Regions from separate parts of the Homo sapiens genome. Here region 1 is linked to region 2. A link is a loop called in an ENCODE intact Hi-C map of the cell type or tissue named here. Cell type or tissue: testis. All regions are shown on one strand. Each heading gives the region's core, and the rest is flanking DNA. Links, peaks and the distances in the headings are about the cores only. Region 1 holds the start of ANKRD34C (ankyrin repeat domain 34C). Region 2 has its middle 30 kb from the start of TMED3.

Region 1 (10,530 bases), core at 1,659-9,658, 57 kb before region 2:
TGATAAAAGGGACTGCTGTGACTGTGTCCGCCCCTTCCATTCTTCCTATCTGGAAAGTGGATGCTACACTTGGAGCTATCAGCAGCCTTCTAGCAATCTCAAGGGGAAAGGCCATGAGCAGCACTGCTGGCCTTAAAGTTCTAAGCCTCTGAACCATCATCTCCAACTGCCTACCTTCAGACTTTTAGTTATGCAGAGAAAACAAGCCCTCTAGAGATCTGTTACATAACATTGTGTCTGTAGTTAACAATACTGTATTGTACACTTAATTTGTTAAGAGGGTAGATCTCAGGGTCAGTGTTTTTACTACAATTAAAAAAAGAAAAGAAAAGAAACACCTCTTTGTTTAAGATGTGGCTTTATGTTATTTGCATCAATTGTGAGCCAGTTTAAATGTGCAATACAAATATTTGGAACTAATTTTTAAAATTAAAAAGTGGAATAGAAGGATGGTAAAAAGAAGTCCATATTTTATGTGTGTTTTCTAGAACATACCTGTAATACATTGTGATAAAAATCTAGTAAAAGTTATGTTAAAATTTACAATATTCTGGCACACATCTAATCACACAATGCTGGTCTCAAGAGACCAGGCAGGCCTTGTATTGAATTTGCCATGTGATTCTAGGGACACACCTCCTCCTCCTGGAACTTAACCTCCCAATCTCTGTGAATTCAGTGAATCAGATGACTCTTGCTGACAGCTCTAAGGAGCTCAGTGCTCACCTCTGAATCTGACTTTCTCTTCCCTATGGATAATGACTGACTGGTAATATACTCTGGAGAGGGAAACTGCTCAAGAGGTCAATAAAGACTTTACTTTCACTGACTTAAAACAGAGTGCACAGGGAACCATGGCACCTGGGATCACATCATCATTTTCTTGTAGGTGGTAAAATAACATTTGATGTGATTCTCTTCTGATCCAACTGCCTGTGTAAGAGTGGGTCAACCCTCCCCCAAATCTCTCAACCACAGCCCAAATTCCATCACACATTCTTTCTAGCACCCTCTTAAGTGAGACACCCCACGATTACCCATGGTATGTGTCCTCCCTCACTGCAACAAGTGATACAGCCAATTTGTTCAACTATACTTGAGTCCCTGGTGGTCTTAAGCTGGAGGGCATTGATAGTAGTAGATATTCAAAGCTTTTATTACTATTATTAGCAATTTTTTTAAAAAAAAAGTACTATTGCTGTTGTTGTTTTTAATCAAGTAGGCCTAGCATGTAAGGTGCATCTCTGAGGAAGTAGCTGAGATATCCATAAGAAAGCAGACTTGGAATAGGTTGCAAAAGTCCTTTTGCTTCATGGAACAGTGTGAGTTGATTCACTTACACACATACATACACACACATCTCCAAAGAGATGCTGACAAGTCTTTAGAATGCTCCTTTGCAAAGGCAGAGAACGTGCCTGTCTTATTCTAAATCTACAGCACTCCAAAAGAAGGCAGATCAGGTCACATAGCACAGACTCAATAGTAGATTTTGGCTGAAAACCAAAATGAATTCAAGCCTCCTAGGAGACCTTAACAGTTTAATTTAAATACTGATAGATCAGGCAGATAAGCGTAGTTAACACATACAGGGTGCTTACTCCCTATCAGACACTGTGCTAAACATTTTACATATTTTACCTTAGCTGCCTCTCATCCCAGTTGTAGAAAGTAGATACTAATATTAACCCAATTTTATGGACACAAAGGCATTTGGTGTCTCATCGGAGACACAAAGGCATTTGGTGTCTCATCAGAGACTATGCAGCTGGTGAGTGCTGGAATTGGGATTTAAATACAGGCAGTCTGACCCCTGAGTCTGTGCTCTTAATCAATACACTATACTGCCTGTAGTCCAAAGTAAAGATGTAAAGGTTGCTGATATGGTTTAGCTGTGGTCCCACCCAAATCTCATGAATTGTAGCTCCCATAACCCCCACATGTCAAGGGCAGAGCCAGGTGGAGATAATTGAATCACAAAGGCGGTTTCCCCCATACTGTTCTCATGGTAGTGAATAAGTCTCATGAGATCTGACAGTTTTGTAAACGGGAGTTCCCCTGCACAAGCTCTCTTGCCTGCCACCATGTAAGATGTGACTTTCCTTCTCCTTTGACTTCCATCATTATTGTGAGGCCTCCCCAGCCATGTGGAACTGTGAATCCATTAAACTTCTTTCCTCTATGAATTACCCAGTCTCACGTATGTCTTTATTAGCAGTGTGAGAGAGGACTAATACAGGTACTAATGTACAATTAACTTTACAGGTGTACTTGTATTGTTTGTGCCCCAAAACACAGAATGTACATTTTTTTTCTACATTAAGTGTGAGGGAAAATGCTTGTGGAGTATTTTTTATTTGTCATATAAATAGACCACAACACGGAAATGATGTAAATCATATAATTCAACTACAGCAAAATAATATTAATGAAAAATAGTGGGGGAGAACACAACATCAGGAATAAAAAGGGGATATAGGAATAGATTTAAAGGAGATGAAAAATTATAAAGGAGCATAATATGTAACATTATGCCAATACATTAAAAAAGGTAGATGAAATGAACTTTTTTCCAGGTAAATATAAATTACCCAAAATTGACTCAAGATGGGTCAGATGATGAATATGCCAACAAGCATCAATGAATTTGAAAAGATAATCAAAGATCTATCCTTCTAAAATCCATCAAGTCCAGACAGTTTCATGGGTATGTTCTATTAAACCCTCAATGAACTGATAGTTAACTTGATAATTTAAATATTCCAGAGTGTAGGAAAAAACAGAATGCGTCCAAAATCATTCTATAAGGTTACCATAACCTTGCACCAAAGTTGAATGAGAACCCTCATCCCCTAAAAAGGAAAAAGAACACAATTTTTACTTATTAATATAGACGGAATAAACCTTATATTAACATAAGTAAATTATTGCAATCTAGCAGTGTATTTGTATAAAATAACATACATTAACCAAGTAGAGTTTGTTTTGAGAAATATAAAGTGTTATAAAGGTGGCATTCACATCAGTGAGCGAAGAATGGACTTTTTGAATTGGTGTTGGGACAATTGGGTTCTCATCTTTGTCAGTTCCTTACCTTACCCTGTGCACAAATACAGTTTCCAGATGAAATGGTAATCTAAACAACAGAGCTATACATTACTAGAACATTTAGGGAACTGTATGGTGATTCTGGGGTACGAAGCCTCCCTAGGCAAGATGGGAAATCTAGAAACCATGCAAGATAAGACATGTGTTTGACTACATAAACCTTGAAACTGCTTTAGAGAGAAAAACTCCACAAACAGTAGGCAGTCATTATAAATATTGGGTACTAGGAGGGTACATTTCTCTAAGTGATACTATAGACACACTAAGTGATAAAGGCAACTTATGGAATAATATTTTTGCCCTTAAAAGATAAAATTGATAATCCTCCAGCAAGCTTGATTTAAAAAATTGGGAATGGAGCAGTAGAAAACACAAATAAATAATATCAGCAATAAGGAGGCCCAGAACAGTTTTAGAGATGAAAATAAATATAAGGTGACACTATTTGTAACTTTGTGCCAGAAAATTTGAAAATGTAAATGAGATGGACAATATCCTAGGAAAATATAAATTACTAAAAATGACTGAAGAAGTAGGGATTTAAAAAACATAGGGCAAATAGAACCCCTGTGTGCATATACATGTATCTAGACGAAAATGCTGGTTACCTCTGGGGAACTGATTAGTGGGGGAAGGACACTGCAGGGTAGGGGAGGAGGGGGCACTCACTTTCTATTTTTTTTGGAAAGCATTTTAGTTTTTTTTTTTTTTGTAGAGACTTTTTTTTTTTTTTTTTTTTTTTTTTTTTTTTGGTAAGTCTCACTATGTTGCCTAGGCTGGTTTTGAACTCCTGGCCTCAAGCGGTCCTCCTACCTTGGCCTCCCAAAGCGCTAGGATTACAAGCATGAGCCACTTACTTCCTAAATACAATGCCTTATGCTTTCAATCATATGCAGCAACTATTAACTACTTTGTAAAAAGGAAACGAAGATTGTCCGCGAACGACTCCACAGGAGGCCCTGGGAATAGGTAGCGGGTGGGCTAAAACATTGATTTGGAATGAAATCCAACGGCCGTGGAACCAGCCCTGATCATCAAATTATTCCCAGTTTTGAGGATCGCACTGCACCCTCCTCTCTCCCTCTCTTTCCTACACCTTGGACAGACAGCCTGAGATTCCAGGGCGTGTGTGAAGGAAAGCCGAGGAGGGCAGGGCCGCAGAGAGAACAAAGGGGACACGAGTTCAAATTCCTGCCAGGGTCTGAGACCTGCAACGTCAGACTTTGGGAGCGTCCCCTCACTTCTCCGGACCCCAGGAGTGGCCGCGCCTGCTCCGCGCTCACCCTCGGGGAGTCTAGGAGCCCCCTGCTAAGTTGCTGAGCGAGTCGGAGCCCCAAGAGCTAGGGTCGAGGGGGTGGGGCAGCAGGCGCCTCTGCCGAGGCTGCAGGTAGGCACTTCCCCACCCCCGCGGCCCCCTCCTTCCTCCTTCCTCGCAGCTCGCACACCCACACAACCCTCGCCCGTCGCGGCTGGAGAGCTGCTCTCGGCGCCAGCGGGCAGCAGCGCGTCGTCAGCCAGCACAGCCGGCCGAAGACCAAGCCGGAGGTCTGGGGCTGCGCAGAGACCTGCACACCCGCAGCGCGGAACCGGGGGCGATTCCTATCTTTCTTTCATGCTTCTTTCTTTTTCTTAAAACCAAACCAAACCAAACCAAACCCAAAACTCCCCTGCTCCCACCGCAACTTGGAGGAGCGGTGGACCGATTTGAAGGAACTGACGCAGAGGTTTTATTCACGAACCTTGAAGAAGTTCTGGGCAAGTGACTCAACAGGACCCGCGGGGCCCGGGGTAGCCCCAGCTCCCGGCGCTGGTTCAGTCTGGCAGTGCCCTCTGGCAGCCAACCCGCAGCTGCAGGTAGGGGTGCTGGACGCCCCCTGATTTTGTTTTGGGAATAATAATGACACTACCTATAGCCTGGACCCAGGTGGCCTCGCTCGGCGATTGTCCCCACCAGGTAAGCGCACCCCCAGGGGTCTGCATTGGTCACCCGGGTGGGGACCTCGAGCTCCCGAGAAGTCGGTCCATGCTGTTTAGCCACAGGCAGGAGTGGGGAACTGGTAGGAGACAGCTTGCTTTTATCACAGGAAATTGTGGGAGACGGGAATGGAAGGCGGATTTAACATTTTTTATTTTTGCATTGACGCGTGGGGATGAGATGCGTAGGGGCCTGGATTCTTGTAGGAAATGGTTGCGGAGCGGGGCTGGGTGATAGGTGTCTGGATTTTTGCAGGGACTGAAGGGGAAGAAAGGTCGTCAGTTTTTGCAGAAACCTGTGAGGAACTGGCGGTGAGAGGTTATGATCCTGAAAATGTGCACGAAATTGTAAAAAGTAGGCACCTAAGCATTTCTGAGAAATGATGGGAGAAGCACTTACCGCCCTGGTTTCACCTGACCCCCATGCTCGGCCTTCTGGAAGATGCCCACAGACACTGGCAATAATGGACGCTGGCACACTCTGCCGGCGCGGCCGGAGCCCCGGAGTTCAGCACCTCGGACAGAGCCCGAGCCCCGCCGCCCGAGGCGCACAGTGAGCGTGGAACAGCCCGGCTCCCTAGCCCCCGGCCAACGCTGCTCTCAGTTCAGGGCAGCTACGTAACACCGCCCCTAGCTCCGCGCCAGAAAGGGCTCTCGAATCGCAAAAGCAAACGTGTTCGATTTCTGATCTGCTTCTAACTGCTTCCCGTGACTGCAGAAGGAAGAGGCGGAGTGTAAAGATATCTCCCAAGCTTCCGCGAAAACTACAGGCAAACTGTGTGGCCTCCCCGGATTTCGGAAGGTGTACCCAAACTTCTTTAAAAATCTAGCATTTATTAAGCGCTTACCATGTGCCAAGGCCCCGTGCTAAGCCAGTGCACCACAAATTTGTGTCCTATGAGTATCCCCATTTTACAGATGAGAAAACTGAAGCAAGAGAGGCCGAGTAACTTGTCCAGGTTTATGGAACTAGCAAATGGTATGGCTGCGCTCTTAAACGCTGCCAGATTGCAGTGGTGGGAGGATGTGCTTGAGTGGAATTCCCTGCGTGAAATAGCTCTGAACTTGGGATCAGAGGAACAGAGTTTAAATCAAAGCTGTAGCACTTAAAAACGTGTGCCCTTAGACAAAATTACTAAATGTGTCTGAACTTCAGATTTTAACTATCTGTAAATACTTGATAATGCTTTCCTTGCAAAAGTGTCAGGGGAGGGTGGCCAAGGAGATCATATGTGTGGAAAGACTGGCAAACTGGGAATTGTGGTTGGGTGTTAGGGGCTGAAAGGAAGGAGCAGGTAATTAGAAGAGAAGGAGAATTGGTGGTGAACACTTCCCTCAGCACACTCCAAAGGGACTGGGCACAGAGCGGGGCTCAGTGGGAGGAATTCTGGATGAGCTTAGTTCAGTGTGTAATAGCCTCTTAGATTTTTTAACAGGACTTTATAGAGAGTGTGGACATATTGCCTACCATTTGATCCTTATAACAATGTTGTTAAGTAGGCAGGACTGGGGTTATTCTACTTGTTTGGCAAAATGATGCTTGCCCAAAATTACTCAGGTACTTAGTAGCAGAGCTGGGATTAGAATCCAGATCTCCCGCCTCTCTAGCTTATAATCCTTCCACATGGACTGGCACATCCTCAGGAGCTTGAATTATGGGGCAGTTAAGCACTAAAGTGTATTTAGACAAGTACTATAAATATGTGACATTAATGGTTTTTAAAACCATTTTGAAACAGCAGTTTCATATGGATTAATCTCATAAATGTTTATTGATTATATTCTATTTTGTTCCACAAAGAATTTAAAGCAATTTAGAAGGCTCCACAAGATGTCAGGTTTGCACGTATTCGAAGTAGTCGAGAAAACAGAGGTGAAACAAGATTAAGGCTATAGCCACAGATAAAATGAATACAAAGTATGTATATTATAAAGTCCTAGAAACTTGCTCTGGTCTCTAAGTACTAGAAAGTGTATAACCAAGCACTTTCTTGGAGGTCTAGGAACTTTGAAAATGTTTGCAAAAGTCCGTAGACTCTTCTCTTTTGTATAATTCCATCCCTTGCCCTCTGTGAGATCTTCACTGTGCCAAACAAGGGATGTTTAACTGGAAATCCAATGTCAGTGTGACTTGAAGAAGGGGAAATAAAGTGTATGACATTGTATCTGCACTCAGGTAATTAAGTGTTAGTTACATAATTTATAATGGTTCACATGAGCAAACCATACTTTAAAGTTTATATAAAGGTTTACATCCGTTAGCTTATTTAGGCCTTCTAACAACTCTGAAGAGATAAGCAGCTACAAAATGACAGGAAGGACAAAATCCTAGCATCGCGATTTTATATATTATGTATTTTACTTTCATACACAAACCCGCATCCCTATACAGGCCAGTTAAGTAACCTGAATGTGTGAATCGGGCCAATTGTAAGACTACGGAGAATGACAGGGCCTTTTCAAACTGAAGAGTGAATAATCCATCTTAAAACATTCAAAGAAAATTTAAAGCACAGTGCCAGCCAAGCAAGACATGACTGTGGGCTACATCGGCTGTCAGACCTTTAATATGTAATCTTGGTCTAAACTACTCAGGCCAAGGATCTGAGAAGGCATGGGAGTGAAAGACCCTGGATTCAGAGAGAGAAAAGTTTCAATTCCTGTATTTAAGTTTCCTGTTTCTAAACATGGAAGATTGAACAAGATGGCTCCTCTCAGCTTAAAAAATATAAGACATCTTTACTTTTGGGGACAATAAAATAATCAAAGGACATCAGGACAATAATAGCAAACACTTGCATCTACTTATTGCCTCCATGAAAGAAGGCATCATTTTAATTTTCTGACACTGGTGATATTTTAATCTTCAGTATTTCCTCTCCAGCCCCTGTGCCATTGGAAGATATAGTGGCCACCATTATAGTGGAAATGAGTCCAACAGAAAACAGACCAGAGAGGTGAAAGTGATGGTGGGGGTGGAGTGGGGGTGGGGGGTTGGCGGGTAGAGACAGGGAGTACAGCAAGGGAGGAACCAGGCAAACTTTGCTCTCTTCTCAGTTTACTCTTCTTATGAAACACATGAAAAAAACCCACTTTATGGTTGCTAATTTTTAAAGACAAAAATATTCTGGCCAGAGCAGCCAAAGTGGATGGGATCTCAACATTCTAGGAATGCTTCAGCTTTTTTCAATCCAGATTGTTTCTTTTCTCTCCAACGAGCTTAGAGATCTTGTAAATCATTTAATATTTCCAGTATTAGGTGTTCTTAATATTTATTCACTGTGATGCACAATAGGAGATAAATTTTCAAATGAAGGTAAATTAGATTTTGGTTGACACTTTCATCAAATGGACCACTATTCAGTTCTAACTTTCAAACATCTCTCCAGCTTGAGTCTTTCTCTATCTCCCTGCTGTGCTGTTTCTGATCCTCTTCATCTCTCAGGGGCTCCGAGATGACCCCCAAGCCTCCCAATCCATCTCCCACACTGTGGCCAATGATCATGTCACTCTCTTCCTTAAAATTCTTTACTGGTTCCCTATGTCCACACAGCAAACATCAAACTTCAGGACAAGGCTACAAGGAACTTTGAATCTGATCTCTGTAGACCTCCCCTTATTTGCTTGCTCCGTCAGTGCACTTCCCACCACCACCATGCACTAACCATCAAGTTCTTGAAATGTCCATGTTCTGCTACCTTTTGCCTTTGAACTTGTACTTACTCCTAAGTGTAATGACTTCCTCCTTTTGGTTCAACAACTTTCCACTCATGTTTTTCAAGTACTAGCTCAATTTTATTCTCTTTGTGAGCCCTTTCCTAATCTGCACCCCGAGTCCCTCCTGGCACTCATGTCTCCTTGTTTTATATTTGTCTTCCATTCTGGGACTTATTAATTACTTTGCACTACAGTTATGTCATGTAGAGGCTAAGAATGTGGACTTTGGGGTCAGACTGCCTGGATCTGAATTCCAGCTCCACAGCATATTGCCTGGGTGATTTGAGGTAAGTGACTTTACCTTCCTGAGACTCAGTTTCATTTTTGATAAAATGGGGATAATAATAGTACCCACCTCATAGTATTACTATAAAGATTAAATGACACAATGCATATAAAGTGTTCAGCACATTGCTTGGCACATGGCAAGCATACCATAAATGTTTATTACTATCATTAAAATATACATCCACCTTCTTTCTAAATTGTAAATACTTAGCAGCCATTCCTGAATTTTATACATCTCTTTATCCTTAACACCTAGCCTGGAGTAGATAATCAATATATGTTTGATCATGAATGAATGAGCAAGTAGATAGTTAATATATGTTTGATCATGAATGAATGAGCAAGTAATGCCAGTGTTTAGTCAAGGTTTACTTGCTTATAAGTAACAGAAGTTAATTCAAGCCACCATAAACAAAAACATGCTGACTTATTGGAAGGCTTCTAAGTCGTTCATGGACTCCAAAGTCAGTTGAAACTTCAGAGGAAGGAGGAAAAGTACTCTCTCCCTGCCTCTCATCTCAGCTTCTCAGTGTGTTTACTTCATTCTTCTTCCTCTGCACGTCACCTTTTCTGCTTCTGTGCACTTATGGCTAATCCATGAACGCAGCTCTTACATCCAGAGTTCTCTACAAACAGCCCAGCATAACTGGTGTTTCTCAGCCTCAATTTCAAAATCCACCCAAGGTTGAGTCAGCCCTGCACATGGGGCCGGTCAAATAATATAAACCATCAGCCTCACTCTGTGTGCAGGGGAAGGCAGGAATAATATCAGAAAGAAAGACTCACTGTAGCTTGTGAGAGTCAGAGTCACTCATTGATCCCTAAATGACCATGGGCAAGCCACTTCTTCACTTTTGGCTTCAGTTCCCTCATCTGTGAAATGGTAGAAAAACCTTCCTGAAAGGGCATTTCATGGTTCATGGGAGGCAGTTATCATCAGTCTGGAGCAAAAACATACATATTAACAGTTTGTTGGGCTATAATCCCTGGGGAGTAGGAATGAAGGAAAATGAAAAGTGACGCAAGGGAGGAGGAAGAGCAAATATAGGGGATACGTTATTGAGCTAGCCACAGCTTCATGGCAAATGCACTGATTATTCTGTCATATGGAAATTGTATAATCTATTGCATCTTGGAACAGGAAATTGGGTGAGGAGAGGGAGAAGCATTTATGTAATATCTCTTTCCCATCCTCTATTTTCTATTGGTCAACATCTGTTCTACAAAGGGTTAACTCCCTCATACTTCTTGGTTGAGTAACCTGGAGAAAGTCAGGCCAGGGTCAGTTTCTTCTAGTCAGCAGAAACCAGGTGTGGGGGTTCACCATTTGTAGCAGACAACAGCAGTAGTGACCTGACACTAAGTCTGTGGGAAAGGTTTGAACTTTGTTAAGACCACTCAGGCAAGAAAGCAAGGTGAGTGTGTAACACCCAGAGACAGGGA
Region 2 (10,530 bases), core at 1,143-9,142:
GGGAAGGTAAGAGAAAATGTAAACGCTAGCTTTCTAACTTTTCCTGATAGAACATTAATGACTACAAAAGAAATTACATTGAGTTCTTGCTAGGCACCAACCACAGTTCTTAGTGCTTTTTTGTGTGGCATTTCATTAATCTCTCACAACAGCTCAGCAGCATAGGAACCATTAATACTCCCATCTTACAGATGAGGAAACTGAGACACAGAGAATTTAATCTTTTCCCAAGGCTATGCAGCTAGTAAGGAAAATAAGGAAAGCCATTTGGTCATCTCAAGAGGCCCTGAAAACTAAGTTTGTAAGATCAATACAAGCCATTCCTGATGAAAAATTTTGATAAAGGAATAATTGGTCAGGGATAAGGGTGGCAGCTGAAGTGTGGCTGTGGAGTCTGGAGCTACAGATTCACTCCTTTCTTATTCTGGTGCCACGGAGGTGGGGCATTTCTTATACATGAGGTTGTAAATCTTCCCCTCTCTGAACCTCTGTGGCTCTGGCAGGCAGATATTAAAACATCAAAAAGCTAGGCCCCCACTGGCTGGCTAGTGGAGCTGGATCTGGGGGTGTCTTGATAGAGCCAAAAACAAACTACATTAGGGCTGGGCACAGTGGCTCATGCCTGTAATCCCAGCACTTTGGGAGGCCGAGGTGGGTGGATCATTTGAGGTCAGCAGTTCGAGACCAGCCTGGCCAACATGGTGAAACCCTGCCTCTACTAAAAATACAAAAATCAGCCAGGTGTGGTGGCAGGTGCTTGTAGTCCCAGCTACTTGGGAGGCTGAGGCCGGAGAATGACTTGAACCCAGGAGATGGAGGTTGCAGTGAGCAGAGGTTGCAGTGAGCAGAGGTTGCAGTGAGCCAAGATCACACCACTGTACTCCAGCCTGGGAGACAGAGCAAGACTCTGTCTCAAAACAAACAAACAAACAAACAAACACAAAAAACAAACAAAGAAAAAAACACATTAGCACCCTAGCTAATATTTTTACTCTAGGTGGATCCAACCCAGCAAACTCCACCCACTACACCCACTAGAGTTGATCGATTGACTTATAAAATAGAGGGACATAGATATTTCCAGTACATGAAACACTCAGGACACTTACCATGTCACAACTTCCAAGTGTCAAAGTAGTTATAATAATAACAGACAACAAATGCTTTGTGCATCTGTCACCAGAGCAAGGGGCTTGAAAGCTCTGGGCTGTGGTGGACCCTGGTGGAACAGGCCTCACTACTACCAAGCCTGTATGTGAACTGACCAGAATCTATTGGATCTATCTGCTTTAGCTGCTATCAGTTGCAAAGTGTCATAGTCCGCTGGGGCTGCCATAACAAAGTGTCCAACAGTCTGGGTGGCTTAGAACAGAAATTAATTTTCTCACCGTTCTGGAGGCAGGAAGTCAGAGATCAAGGTGTCAACAGGGTTGGTTTCTCCTGAGACCTCTCTCCTTGGCTTGCAGATGGCTGTCTTCTGTGTCCTCACACGGTCCCTTCCCTGTGCATGTCTGTGTCCTAATTTCCCCTTTATATAAGGACAACAGTTATGTTGGGTTAGGGCTCACTGTAGTTAATTTAATTACTTCTTTAAGCCTTATCTCCAAATATAGTAACATTCTGAGACACTGTGGGTTCAGAATTCAACATAAGAATTTGGGGGAAAAACAAAAAACAAAAATAGAATAATTTGGGAGAAAGGGGAGGACACAGTTCAGCCAATAACAGACAGTGTTAGATAAATTCCATCCAAGTCTTTCAACCTATGCTGCTTTTAAAAAATTAAATTATATTCTACTAGAACCACTATTTTGTCAAGACTAGGTGCATTTCGTAGCTTGAATTACTTCCCTTTTTCCTGATCTCTTTTATAAGATATCGATCACACACTCGCATCAGCAGGAACGTGCACAGAAGATTCCTGGAGTATGGAACAGTTCGGTAGTGATCAAATCCTGACTCTGCTCCTGGGAGCTGTGTGAGGATGAGCAGACCACATGGTCTCTCCCCTCTGACCCTCAGTTTCCTCGTTTGTAACAAAATGTGGTATTAAGGGAAATGTACAATGATATTCACTGCAGCATTGTGTTTGGTGATAAAACATTACAATATAACTCAAATGCACATGGATGGGAATGAATAAACAAAACGTTGCATGCTTGTATATGGGGATACTTTATAACAGTTGGAAATGAATAAAATAGCTCCCAATAAAGCAACATGAAATAATATTGAAGACACACCAGAGTGTACAGTGAAAAAGGAAAACCATCCAATGTGGTATCACTTATATATCAGTAAAAACACACATTAAACACTATTCTGTATAGCTCATGGGAAAAATAAATGTGTTCATGTATAATATATAGTAAAATTATAAAAACACAGATTGTAAAGAAAAGTTTACCTCTGGGAATTGAAGATAGAAATTGGGATGGGGTACAAAGGAGATTTCCATTTTATCTGTGCAGTATTTTTTTCTTTAAAAAATCTGAAGAATGTATAACAAAATATTAGCATTTGTTAGTCCTGAGTGGCAGATATGTGGGTGTTTGTTATGTTACCATTAGTATTTTCTGCATTAAACATCTCAAAGGCAAAGTAAATAGAAGGATGGTAATTGCCCTGGCTTCACCTCTTAGGGCTATTGCAAGGTTTCAATAATAAAATATTTGTGAAAGTTCCTTGTAAAATTAAAAGCTCTGTACTGTGGGCGGCAAGCCACCCAGGTGCCGAGGCAAGAGACCGAGGACACGAGCTGTTCCTGTATAGTAAAATATAAAATAAGAATAGTTATACCAGATATAGATCTTAGATATGATTATATATGAATATCATTAATCATTAGTTGGTAGCAATTACTCTTTATTCCAATATTATAATAATCCTTGCTCTATAATCATAACCTAGGAAAAACCAGGCCATACAGAGATAAGAGCTGAGGGGACATAGTGAGGAGTGACCAGAAGACAGAGTGCGAGCCTTCTGTTATGCCCAGACAGGGCCACCAGAGGGCTCCTTGGTCTAACGGTAATGCCAGCATCTGGGAAGACACCCGTTGCCAGGCGGACCGTGGTCTAGCGGTAGCGTAAGTGTCAAGGAAAAACACCCACTACTAAGCAGACCGGGAAAGGGAGTCTCCCTTTCCCCGGGGAATTTAGAGAAGACTGTACTCCTCCACCTCTTGTAGAGGGCCTGACATTAGTCAGGCTCACCCGCAGTTATCCAGGGGCCTGTCTCCCTGTGATGCTGTGCTTCAGTGGTCATGCTCCTAGTCTGCCTTCATGTTCCATCCTGTACTCCTGGCTCTGCCTTCTAGATAGCAGTAACAAATTAGTGAAAGTACTAAAAGTCTCTAATAATGGTGTAAGTTGTTTCTCTCTTTGTCTCCTCTCTCTCTCTCTGCCTCAGCTGCCAGGCAGGGAAGGGCCCCCTGTCCAGTGGACACGTGACCCACATGGCCTTACCTATCATTGGAGATGGCTCACTCTCCTTATCCTGCCCCTTTGTCTTGTATCCAATAAATATCAGTGCAGCCTGGCATTCGGGGCCTCTACCGGTCTCTGCAACTTAGTGGTAGTGGTCCCCCGGGCCCAGGTGTCTTTTCTTTTATGTCTTTGTCTTGTGTCTTTATTTCTACACTCTCTCATCTCCGCACACGGGGAGAGACCCACCGACCCTGTGGGGCTGGTCCCTACACTGTACAAATATTAAATTTTAAGCTAATCTGTTTCATTTGCTGTTGATTCTATTAACTTCCATTGCAAAAGTCCACAGTGTCGGATAGCTCCAAATTTGGGGTGGTGTTGGCAGTGATCATGGTAGTGGTCATGATGAGGGTGGCAGTGATGGTGGCGGCAGTGCAGCTGCTAGCGGGTGGTGATGACAGAGGAGTGGTAGTGATGGTGATGATGGTGGTGATGGTAGTAATGGTGGTGGCAATGGTGTTATGGTGGTGGTGATGACATGATGGTGATAGTGGTGATTATGGTGGTGTTGATGGTGGTGATGGCAGTGGTGGTGGTGATGGTGTGAATGTGATGGTAGTGGTGATGGTGGTGATGATGGTGGTGATTAGGATGATGGTGGTGATGATGGTAGTGGTGATGGTGGTGATGGTGGTGATTAGGATGGTGATGGTGGTGGAGATGATGTGTGTAGAGAGCAGTGTTAGACCTCTGATCTAGCTCTGAGCCACACCACACACACACTACTGCATAATATCATACACTTCTAGGGCTGTGTGTCTCACTGCTAGTAAGACTAAACCCTCCAAAGCCAAATTACATGAATGTGTATCTCCCATTGCTCCTAGTAAATACTGTTTAAAGTACTGTATTGAGCACGGTAATTAGCTTTTACTAGAAATACTTGAATTTCATCTTTTTGAAGAACTGCAGCAATATGAGAAATGACCACAAGAGGACAGTAGAGAAACATCAATAAAGTTCAACTTTACCTCAAGGATTGGGCAGGCACAAGCCATGGTCTCCACTCAAGAAGCTGCTCCTCAGCAGGGAGAAGTGTGGGTCTCTGCAAGAGATCAGGTTGTGGGAATTTCGGGGCCAGTCAACATATCACAGAGTGTCATGGACTTTGAGCTGTTGAAAACCATCTAGTTCAACCTCCTCAGCCCCAGCCAGCATCTATCTGGACTGCAATTTCTTGAGACACCCTGAGCCAGAATCACCCCGCTAAATCTCTCTTAAATTCCTGATCCATTGAGATGGTGATAAGCAGTGTTTGCAGTCGTGAAGTGCCAAAAAATTTTGAGATAATTCGTTATGCAGCAAAAGATCACTAATACACCTGGCGTGTAGTCAACAGTTAATGAATGTTAGCCATAATTGTTATTCAGGACTATTAAATGCAAGGAGGTTATTTTTCCGGCATTTTCTCATTATGTCAATTATGATGTAACTTGGAAGTGGTATCATGGATGCATTCATTCATTAATTTTCCAATAAGCCAAACTACTGCCCAGAATGACATCAATAAGAAAAATACATCATTCCTTCATGTATCCATTCACTAATTCATACATCCATTCACTTATCAAGTATGAATTGTGACAGAGGTACTAGCTTAAGGTAGAGTGTGGCCAATTGAGTGAGAGGGGTCAGATAAAAGGTAATTTGCTGGGCATAGTGATTCATGCCTGCAATCCCAGCACTTTGGGAGGCCAAGGCAGGAGGATCACTTGCATGCAGGCATTTGAGACCAGTCTGGGCAACATACTGAGGCCCCATCTCTACAAAATAATAGAAAATTAGCTGGGTGTGGTGCTGTGTACCTGTAGTCACAGCTACTTGGGAGGGTGAGGTGGGAGGATTGCTTCAGCCTGGGAGACAGGGGCTTCAGTGAGCTGCGATCATGCCACTGCATTCAGCCTGAGTGACACAGCAGCAAGACCCTGTCTCAAAAAAAAAAAAAAAAAAAAAAAGGTGAAGAAAGAAAGCCAGCAGGGGAAGAAAGACAGCAGATGATGGAAGGAAGCATGAGCAGAGGCACAGAGTTTCATGTGGTCTTGAGTACTCAGGGGAGGCAAGGACTTTGGCTGGGCTGGACCATAGGAAGAGAAGGTAAGATGGGAATAGGTATATGTAAAGATGGAGAGGATGCAAGGGCCAGCAAAGGAGCCTTACCATAATATAAAGATTGCCATAATATACTACAAATCCCATAAGAGGGAGCTTGAGCTTCATCCTTTGACAGGTTTTAGGTAGGCGAGCCCATGGCCAGGCGTAGGTTTTTAGATCACTGTGGCTGCTGTTAGCGAGGCAGATGGAGAAGAGAGACTGCTCTGCGAGTTGCTGAACAGCTGCCAAGCCCAGTAGGCTGCGGAACAGAAAAGTTTACAGGAATTCGTTTATTCCCCTTCCCTGTGCCATAAGAAAAATTCCTACTTCACTGGAGTGTGGGCTCATCCCCAAGCAGGAAGAATTCACTTCTTGCAGAGATGAGGGATCAAAAGGAAGGACCGCATGATCTCTTTCGGCGGTTTCAACTACCAGTGATTTTGCCCCTGAGGAGACATTTGACAATGTCTGGAGATATTTTTAGCTGTCACAACTGGGGAGGAGGAGGCGCTTACTGGGTAGAGTCCAGGGATGCTGCTGAACATCCTGCAAGGCACAGGACAGCCCTCCACTGATGAAGAAGTATACGACCCAGAGTGTCATCAGTGCTAGGCTGAGAAACCTTGGTTGGTACAAAAATGTGACAAAATAAAAATGACACATAAAAACACATTAAAGATGAGAAAAACTAAAAAACGTGGATGGGGGCAGATGAAAATTATGACTAAATATGTCATTATCAGTTTAAGAAATAAGTAATTGTCGTTACAAAACAAGAGTTTGAAGCAGAGATATAAGCAATAAAGATAGGATAAAAGATCTTACATCAACCATATCTGACATATAGATAAGGAAAATGATACTCATCTATCAGAAGAGAAAATGTTGGATCACAAAGCAAAACCCAATTTTATGTTGTATGCAACATAAACAAGATGTTGTATACAAGAAACACAATTAAGACCAAGTTGTCCAGCAAATTTGAAGAAGGGTTGGCAAAGATATACTATGTGAACAGAAAGAAAAATAAAGCAGTGTCACAACTTTTATATCAAAAAAGGTTAATCTCTGCTTCATACTTTATGCTAAAATAACTTCCAGGTAGATAAAAATTGTAAACATTACAAAGAAAAAAATTTAAATGCTAGAGGAAAATCTTTGAAAATAATATTATTTACCTTAAGGGAGTCCTTTGAAGTACAATATCATAAAAGAAGTTGATAAATCTAACTACCTAGAATCTAAAATTGTTGCATGGTAAAGCATGCACACAAACACACACATATACACTGTATAAACAAAACCAAAAGACAAAAGGCAAACTGAGGAAAAACTCATATTACAACTCATATCACAAAAGATTAGTCATCTTAATTAATTAAGTAGTTAATAACCATTTGTTAAGTGTCTGTGTTACACTGGGCCCTGCTTAGCACTGGGGAGATAATAACATAAAACACAAAGTTCCTGCCTTTGTGAAACTTACATCTCATGGAACAGCCAGACAATAAACAGATAAAGTAGTAAATGTATGTAATATTAGGTACTGATAAGTGCTATAAAGACAAAGTTAGGTGTGGGTATAAAGAGTGAGATGGAGTGAGAATAGGTATTACTGAGATTGGGTAGTAAGGAAGGTCTCATCGATGAGATTTTGTTTGAGCAGGGGACATTTCAGCTAGGAGAAAGAGCAATTGCAAAGGTCTGGAGATGGAAATATAAGGGTTTGTTTGAGGAACAGCATGGAGATAAGAATTGGTGTGGCAGTGAGAAAGGGGTATAGTGGTTAAAAAGTGAAGTTCAAGGTACCCAGGAGCCAGCTCACAGAAAGCTTTCAGGCCATGATGGGACGGTGCATACAACCTCCATCACCAAGACACTCTGTCCATCACTACAGAGATCTCTTCCATGCCAGTCCTTTATACTCATACACACTGCCCTCCCTTCTACCACCCTTGGTGCCTGTTAACAACTAATCTGTTCTCCATCTGCGTACCTTTGTCACTTTGAAGATGTCACGTAGATGGAATCATGCAACATGTGGCCTGTTGAGATCATCTGTCTTCGCTCAGCATAATATATGCTCTTTCATTTTATTTCTGAGTAGTATTTTATGCTATGGATGTATCACATTTTATTTAGACATCCATACACTGAAAGATATTTGGGTTGTTTCTGATTTTCACTATTACAAATCGGGCTTCTATGAATCTTCAAATTTGTGTTGATTTATATTTCAAAGGGTCACTATGGCTGCTTTGTGGGTAGTAGACTGCAGGGGTAAGAGTGGATGCAGGGAGTGAGGAGCTACTGCCATAGTCCAGGCAGACATGACAATGGATTCAACCAACTGGAGAGGTGAAGGATGTGGGACAGGCTCTTGGGTTGAATATGAGGCACAAAAGAAAGAAAGGAGTCAATGACAACTTTGTGAATTTGAACTACCAGGTGAAAGGTAGTCTCATTTACTGAGATGAGCCTGACTGTGGGAAGGAGAGTTTGGGGATGGAGTTTTGGTGGAGGCAGATCTAGCACTCTGTTTTGGCCATGTTAAGTTGGAGATCGCTATTAGAGGTCCTGCAGAGATAGCAATTCAACAGCCATATGAGTCTGGAATTCAGAGTGTAGGTTGGGCTGGAGAGAAAACTTTGAGATTCCATAAATATGTAGATAGAAGGTGAAATAAAAACACTCGGCCTACGTAGTTCACCAAGTAAATAAAGACAGAAAAGCAGGTCTAGATCCCATGGGCCTCCAACTTATAGAAGTTGAGAAGAAGAGAAGGTCAAATAGAAAGTGAGAGGGAGCAGCTGGAAAGACAGAAGGAACCCCCCAGAGTGTGGTGGCCCACAAGGCACCAGAAGATGCCTTTTCAGGAGTGAGGAGTGAGCCTCGGTGTCAAATGCTGCTGCTGAGAGCTGGTGTTGGCGTCCTAGGATTGCTGTAACAAATGACCACAAACTGGGAAGCTTAAAACAACATAATTTTTTCCTCTCACAGCTTTGGAAACCATAATTCTAAAGTCAAGGTATTGGCAGGGTTGGCTCCTTCCAGATGCTCTGGGGAAGAGCTCATTCCATGTCTCTCTCCAGGATTCTGGTGGCCCCAGGCTAGGATACATGACTAGGTTCCATGACACACCACCAAACCCCCAACTCCATTTCACATGGTGGTTTCTTGGTCTCTCTCTCTTTTCTCTTATAAGGATTTGTCATTGGATTTAGGGTCCTCTAATGCAGGATGACATTATTTTGAGATCCTTACTTTAATTACATCTGCAGAAAACCCTTTTTCTTTTAAGGTCACATTCCCAGGTTCCAGGAAGACATGAATTTGGGGGAACCTCATTCAACCCAGAGGGCCAGCAAGAAGAGAACTGGTAACTGAACTTTGGATCTGGCAAGGTCGAGATCGTTGGTGACTTAACAAGAGTAATTTGTACGAAACATTGGAGGCAAAGACTTCACTGTAGTGAGCCCAGTGAGATGAGGCAGTGTGAAAGGGAGACAATGTTTTATAGGAGTTTAACTTTAAAGCTTTGCTGTGTTTGAGCAGTAGCCGGAAGGAGATGTGGAAGAGACTGTTTTTGTTTTATAATTTGAGAGACAGAGCAGCATATGGGAATTTAATGGAAATGCTCACAGAAAGAGAGAAAACAGGGGGACAATGAAAGACATATAAATATAGAGAGCTACCAATCAGGAAGAAGAGGACCACCAACTCAATAGAAAGACTGGGCCAAAGATCCAGACAGGGAAGAAAAATAGAAAGCTCTTTTTAAAAATTTATTTACTTTATTTTTTATTAACTTTTAAGTTCAGGGGTACATGTGCAGGTTTGTTACATAGGTACACTGGTGTCATGGGGGTTTGTTGTACAGATTATTTCATCACCCAGATATTAAGCCTAGTACCCATTAGTTATTTTTCCTGATCCTCTCCCTTCCCACCCTTCACCCTCTGATAGGCCATAGTGTGTTGTTCCCCTTTATGTGTCCATGTGTTCTCATCATTTAGCTCTCACTTATAAGTGAGAACATGCAGTATTTGGTTTTCTGTTTCTGCATTAGTTTGCTAAGGATAATGACCTCCAGCTCCATCCGTGTTCCTGCAAATGACATGATCTTGTTCTTTTTCTGGCTGCATAGTATTCCATGGTTTATATGTACCACATTTTCTTTATCCAGTCTATTATTGGTGGGCATTTAGGTTGTTGATTCCATGTCTTTGCTATTGTGAGTAGTGCTGCAATGAATATACACATACATGTGTCTTTATAACGAAACAATTTATATTCCTTTGGGTATATGCCCAGTAGTGGGATTGCTGGGTCAAATAATATTTCTGCTTATAGGTCTTTGAGGAATCATCACACTGTCTTCCACAATGGTTGAACTAATTTACATTCCCACCACCAGTGTATAAGCATTCCTTTTTCTCCACAACCTCACTAGCATCTGTTATTTTTTCCCTTTTACTAATAGCCATTCTGACTGGTGTAAGATGACATCTTCTCATGGTTTTGATTTGCATTTCTGTAATCATCAGTGATGTTGAGCTCTTTTTTATAAGATTGTTGGCCACGTGTATGCCTTCTTTTGAAAAGTATCTGTTTATGTCATTTTCCCGCTTCTTAATGGAGTTGTTTGTATTTTTTCTTGTAAATTTGTTTAAGTTCTTTATAGATGCTGGAGTTAGACCTTTGTCAGATGCATAGTTTGCAAAAATTTTCTCCCATTCTGTAGGTTGGCTCTTCACTCTGTTGATAGTTTCCTCTGCTGTGCAGAAGCTCTTTAGTTTAATTAGATCCCATTTGTCAGTTTTTGCTTTTGTTACAATTGCTTTTGGTGTCTTTGTCATGAAGTTTTGCCTGTTCCTATGTCCAGAATGGTATTGCCTAGGTTGTCTTATAGGGTTTTGATATGGTTAGACTTTGTGTCCCCACCCAAATC

What was found. Hi-C counts contacts between places; a loop is a spot of excess contacts. Peaks named below come from ENCODE experiments on the same cell type or tissue, not always from the same donor. Only the 100,000 strongest peaks of a DNase experiment are listed, where the experiment ranks them.
Region 1: it touches region 2 in a loop (4-fold over the local background); 2 of 110 quality-filtered maps call a loop at or near these places.

The regions. Positions count from the first base shown.
Region 1 is chr15:79,278,167-79,288,696 of GRCh38, forward strand. ANKRD34C (ankyrin repeat domain 34C) reads left to right here and starts at 4,556. Exons shown (of 2, transcript NM_001146341.2): 1 at 4,556-5,062. ANKRD34C-AS1 (ANKRD34C antisense RNA 1) reads right to left here and starts at 5,779. Exons shown (of 2, transcript NR_038997.1): 1 at 5,483-5,779. RefSeq lists an enhancer at 4,491-5,030 and a silencer at 4,682-4,880. In testis, for the core only: no CTCF peak of the experiment used is centred there; a DNase peak (open chromatin) is centred at 5,605; H3K4me3 peaks cover 1,162 bases.
Region 2 is chr15:79,335,776-79,346,305 of GRCh38, forward strand. It overlaps a transcript of TMED3 not described here. Among named protein-coding and RNA genes, the nearest start is that of TMED3, 30 kb to the left of the region's middle. In testis, for the core only: CTCF peaks have their summits at 2,990 (motif pointing right) and 4,404 (motif pointing right); a DNase peak (open chromatin) is centred at 3,026.